Regions from separate parts of the Homo sapiens genome. Here region 2 is linked to region 1. Evidence: read pairs that join two places in POLR2A ChIA-PET (ENCODE). Cell type or tissue: A673. All regions are shown on one strand. Each heading gives the region's core, and the rest is flanking DNA. Links, peaks and the distances in the headings are about the cores only.

Evidence for each region. Peaks named below come from ENCODE experiments on the same cell type or tissue, not always from the same donor. Only the 100,000 strongest peaks of a DNase experiment are listed, where the experiment ranks them.
Region 2: POLR2A ChIA-PET joins it to region 1 with 11 read pairs; 7 of 35 experiments call an interaction of 5 or more read pairs at or near these places.

What each region holds. Positions count from the first base shown.
Region 1 is chr15:38,301,261-38,304,185 of GRCh38, forward strand. The region is part of intron 2 of SPRED1 (sprouty related EVH1 domain containing 1); the gene reads left to right. Among named protein-coding and RNA genes, the nearest start is that of SPRED1, 50 kb to the left of the region's middle. In A673, for the core only: no CTCF peak of the experiment used is centred there; a DNase peak (open chromatin) is centred at 1,481; H3K27ac peaks cover 422 bases.
Region 2 is chr15:38,243,753-38,246,677 of GRCh38, forward strand. No RefSeq gene overlaps it. Among named protein-coding and RNA genes, the nearest start is that of SPRED1, 7.6 kb to the right of the region's middle. In A673, for the core only: no CTCF peak of the experiment used is centred there; no DNase peak of the experiment used is centred there; H3K27me3 peaks cover 297 bases.

The DNA of each region.
Region 1 (2,925 bases), core at 278-2,777:
GAGATTCAGAAAGAACAGAAACTTTTATTCCCTATGACAGCTTAAAAATCAAGAGCACTTACCCTAGTCCTAGGGTATAGAATATTGATAGACTAATAAGAAAATAGATTATTTTGCTAGAAGTAACAGGAATCAGAACACCTGATGTTTCACGTAGCCATTTTTCTTTGAGGAAGCTTGTTACTTGTGAAACGGGGATAAGAAACATCTCTCAGTATTGCCATAAAGGAGAGCTTTCAGTCAGAAATTTGCCATATTTCTTAGAGGGATTAACTATAGTATAGCATTCTAGGTAGGTTATGGGGACTTGTGTGATCAAAGGCAGAGGCGATAACTCATGGCTGTAAATTGAAAATAGCGAAGTCTTGTGAAATCTCAAGACAAATGAGACGGTGATATTGAAATGAGATTAATTTGCACCCTCTGCTGGGTAATACACTGTGATCAAGACTACTTCTGAAAAGTCCAGCAGTAGAATTGACATATACATACATTAGTTTACAATATCACTGCATTTTGAGATCACTAATGTTCATTTCTGTAGTCATTGATTTTATTCATTGGTTATTCATTGGTTTTATTTTAACCCATTTTCCTGAGTTCTAGTTTCTTGATTTTTTTTTTTAAAGAAGTATTATGTTTACTGAGTCTGTAAGTCTACAGGGTTCCTCCCAGATTAATGGTAGCTTTCCTTTAAAAGCCTTCTCGGTGAATAAACAGTGCACTTTAGTAGTAGTTCTGATGTAATAGTTATGTGAAAGACAGTTGCTGAAAACTGTTCTGTAACCATTTTGCCTGTGGATCCCATCTTAGAATCCTCTACCTTAGATGAATTCTAGAAGTGAGATTCTTGCCCCTCATATCCCATGAATTCATGCCCTTGAAGAAAGAATAAATATTCAGAAGAGGAGTATATGACCACTCGTGTGGCTAATAAATACAATATTTTAATGAGTGTTTGTAAGTCAGAATACTGATAACAATAGTGAAGAAGATGGCCCTTATCAGTTATGAGAGAACCACTTTCACAGAAGACTTTTCCAACCTTTGATTTACAATTACAGGTACTAAAAATAAGTCTTGTTACGATTCCCAGAAAGTTATATACTTTACTGTTTTATTTTTATTTTTTTATTTTTTATTTTACTTTATTTTATTTTTTTAAGAAAGGGGGCACAAATGAAGAGCAGGCTGCCTGAGACTTGTTCAAGAAGACATCATTTTGTGTAACTGAGTCAGTGTTTACTCATTCACTCATTCAGTGATCCTATGTTGCTTACCTATAAAGCATCTTTATGATGCCTACAAAAGGTGGAGTTTATTTCCTGGATTATCCTTTGATACTCTAAATTGGAGCTTTCCAACCTGTGTGCCATGAGTGTCTGGGGCCTCCAGACTGGTTGCCTTATGTTACTGTTCTATATGTGCCTGAGGAGAGAAGAGTTGGAAAGCACTGCTCTGCATAATTGGCTTTCATGCTTTATGGATGATTGAGAAAGAAAGAATTTGAAAGAAACACCAGGGGTTGGTGTTGTAGCCTAAGAAAATGAAAGTACTACCTTTCTTTGAGACACTTGGGGATGGAATGATCGTTGTTAAGGACAGATTCTGAGAAAGTCTTGGCCGGGCGTGGTGGCTCATACCTGTAATCTCAGCACTTTGGAAGGCCGAGGCAGGCGGATCACAAGGTCAGGAAATAGCGACCATCGTGGCTAACACAGTGAAACCTCATCTCTACTAAAAATACAAAACAAACAACAACAACAAAAAATAATTAGCCAGGCGTGGTGGCACGTGCCTGTAGTCCCAGCTACTCAGGAGGCTGAGGCAGGAGAATCGCTTGAACCCGGGAGGCGTAGGTGGCAGTGAGCTGAGATTGTGCCACTGCACCTCCAATGTGGGCAACAGAGCGAGACTCTGTCTCAAAAAAAAAAAGAAAAGAAAGTCTTACTTGATGTGTGTGAGCTATAGCCTCTGTTTTCTTCTAAATCTTCATAGCCTTGATTTCTTCCTTTAATTCTTTAATACAAGTTAGTATTACCTTGGAGCACATATAATTTAAATTGTTAACTAAAATTTAACTGTTCATTTGTGTACATCATAGAGTTCCACATTGCCTATTTAGTTTTCATTAGATATAATGGTTCTTCTCTGTAAGTAGGACACTTCTGTCTTACAAACATTTTATCAAAATGTTTACCATTTGTATAGGTTATGTTATTTGACCATCTTTATCTGATACATGGTATGTGACATGTAAATTTAAAATACCGAATTATAATACAGCTTAAGATTTTTTAAGTTTCTGAATTAACTAGTATCAAAAGTTTGCTAAAATATCTGTTTACTACTAAACACAGTTTTTAGTTATCATGGGGATCTAAAGTAGTTTTTCTTTAGTTTATATAATAGATAATAAAATATTATAAATTTGCTAGTATTATTAAAATTTGCTAAAGCTATGCTTTTTAAACCATATTATGGGCTAAGGTATGACAAAAGAATAGGCTGAGTAGAAAGATAGGAATCTTTTAAAATGCTTGAATTCCTGAAGATGCTCTGTGGGGACAAGAAAAAGCAAGGTTATAAGACAGTTACCATTATAAACTTAGAGTGACAAAGATAATGTGGAAATGGAGAAAGGAAAAACTAGAAATATTTCCAGTTTAAGAAGTTGCCAAAGAGATTAAGGAATTGTTTTTATGATTAATAAGTAATTAGGTTGTCGATAAAATTGTTTATAGAAGTTGAAGTGCCTTTAAGATAATGGTTCTATTGTTTAAAAAGAGCATGTTTTAAAAATAAGGTTTCTTTCCAGTTACTGTAGCCTAAAACGAAATTAGAATATTTCTTTTCTAGGAAGAAAATAATGTGGTTATAATATAGCAGTAGCTTTATTAAAAATGAGACTCACCCCTTTCTATC
Region 2 (2,925 bases), core at 148-2,647, 58 kb before region 1:
AGAGTTGAAGGAGGCATTCTCTAGGATGAAGGAAAGCCAGTGTCTTAGGATTTTAAATCTTATGGAAAATAAAAACATCTCTTTCTGGTGATGTACGAACTGGCCAGATGTCACTGGACTGAAGCTTTTAGCATTTTTAAACCAGAAGAAGTTTTCCTTTGGGTGTGTATTCTTTATTTCTCTGTACAAAAGTACTAAAGATAATATCATAGATCTTCAAAACAGACACATTTGAGGATACTAATAAGATTAGTGTCATTGGAGAAAAACGAGTTAATTTTATTACTTTTTATGGCATTTAGTCATATTGCAATTTATAGAATCTAAATGTTTCCTTCTGGTTCTATGTCTCCCTAGCTAGACTGTAAGTTTCTGGAAAGCAGGCCTCCTCCCTGTACCTAGAGTAGTCCTGTAGATTCTACCACCTACATATGTCTATAGTCATCTTCTTTCTAGCCCCATGAGCAATGTCCTCAGTTTTCTCCTGTATAGATGATTGCAACAGCCTTTTTACTGGTCTCCAAAATCTTACAGTATAGCAAGGAGACATGGAAAACCAAATGGAAATATTTAAATAATATAAAATGTTATACAAACATATAAAAATATAATATATAAAAATAACTGCTATTTTTCCCTTGAATACTGACATTTTCTTTATAGCTCTCCTCCCACCTCTACCTATATTCTGACTTTGAATTATAACTATGAAACTGCACACACACACTGCCAACACAGAGGGCTGGAGGGGCCAATGTGGCATGAAAATGCAGGGTCTTTTGTTTTGTTTAGCTTTCTAAAATTATAGTGGACTACATGGAAGCTACAACAAAATGCAAAGTTTTAAGGTCTCCTGAGTGACTATGTAGAAACACCAGGCTTTACAGGTGCCTAATGAAGTGTGAAAAAGTCCAATTAAAGTGTGATGTTGCAGTGGGAAGAGGAGGGAACCTTCAGGTAAGCTAGAGAGTTGAGGGCGGGAAGGCGGGGGGAAGACTTTTTTTTTTTTTTTTTTTTAGAAAAGCACAGAGATTTTAGAGAAAAGAGGGAAAGCAGGGAGCAACTGTTAAGGCCACAGTCCCCTGCCAGCACTGCAGGGAGCTACGGGTGAGCAGTGGGCTTAATCCAGAGATGAACAGAGACAAGGTGCTGAGTGGTCCAAGTCACAGGCCAGGAAAAAGAGGCTAAAGTAAAACAGGAATAAAAATCCTGTTTTGGGGTGGGGAGTGCAGAAAAAGGGCTAGAAATGGTAATGGGAATCTCTGACTTTTGCATACTTGGAAGCTGGACAAGCTTGAAGAACAAGGTTAGGAAGGGACACTATTAAAGATAAAGGGATTACTGGCCAGGTGTGGTGGCTCATGCCTGTAATCCCAGTACTTTGGGAGGCGGAGGCAGGCAGATCACCCGAGGTCAGGAGTTCAAGACTAGCCTGGCCAAGATGGTGAAACCCTGTCTCTACTAAAAATACAAAAATTAGCCAGGTGTGGTGGCGCACGCCTGTAATCCCAGCTACTCGGGAGGCTGAGGCAAGAGAATTGCTTAAACCCAGGAGGCAGAGGTTGCAGTGAGCCGAGATCACGCCATTGCCCTCTAGCCTGGGCAACAGAGCGAGATTCCATCTCAAATAATAATAATAATAAAGATAAAGAGATTACTTACAATAGGGCTTCTTAAACTTTAATGCACAGATGAATCATACGGCGGTATTGTTAAAATGCAGATTCTAATTCAGGAAGACTGGAGTGGAGCCCAAGGGCCTGCATTTCTAACAAGCTTCCGGGTGAAGCTTTGCAGCTTTGAGTGGCAAGGATATGCAATATTAAACATGAACACTTAAAACATTTTTTTGTGTGTGACGGAGTCTCACTCTGTTGCCCAGGCTGGAGTGCAGTGGTGCGATCTTGGCTCACTGCAATTTCCACCTACTGGGTTCACGCCATTCTCCTGCTTCAGCCTCCCGAGTGGCTGGGTCTACAGGCACCCGCCACCATGCCCGGCCAATTTTTTGTGTTTTTAGTAGAGACAGAGTTTCACCATGTTAACCGGGATGGTCTCGATCTCCTGACCTCGTGATCCGCCTGCCTTGCCTCCCAAAGTGCTGGGATTACAGGCGTGAGCCACAGCGCCTGGCCAAAACATTTTTATATGCGGGGTGTGGTGGCTGACGCCTGTAATCCCAGCACTTTGGGAGGCCGAGACAGATGGATTGCTTGAGCTCAGGAGTTTGAGGCCAGTCTGGGCAACATGGCGAAACCCCCTCTCTACAAAATACAAAAATTAGCTGGGCATGGTGATGGGTGCCTGTAGTCCCACCTACTTGGAGGCTGAGGTGGGAGGATTGCTTGACTCTGGGAAGTGGAGATTGCAATGAGCTGAGATTGTGCCACTGCACTCCAGCCTGGGCAACAGAGGAAGAAAAAAAAAAAACCCAAACTAAACAAACAAAAACCATTTTTTAACAAAATAAACCAGTCAATGAATTTATGCTTCCCAGTATAGATATGTTCTGTAGGTTTATCAAAGACTTATACATCAAAGATAATTATGAAATTATCCTCCCTTTTACCCTTAGTTAATGGCAATGAAGAGATGATCTACAGTGCCCCAGTTCACACTAATAATGTATTTGAGAGCATAATCCTTGTTACATGTCTACTTTAATAACAAGATAACTACTTTTGTTATTTACAGCAACACATTTGCACATTCATGTGTCTAAGAAAACAACCCGTGATGACAGAAATGTTTTATATCTAGATTGTTCAATATGATAGCGACTAACCACTTGTGGCTATTGAGCACTTGAAACATGGCTAGTATACCTGAGGAATAAACAGCCACATATGGCTAGTGGTTACCATGATCATCGATATCTGCTAGCATCACCCAAAGACAACCAGATGTTATTTGCCTTCTGATTGA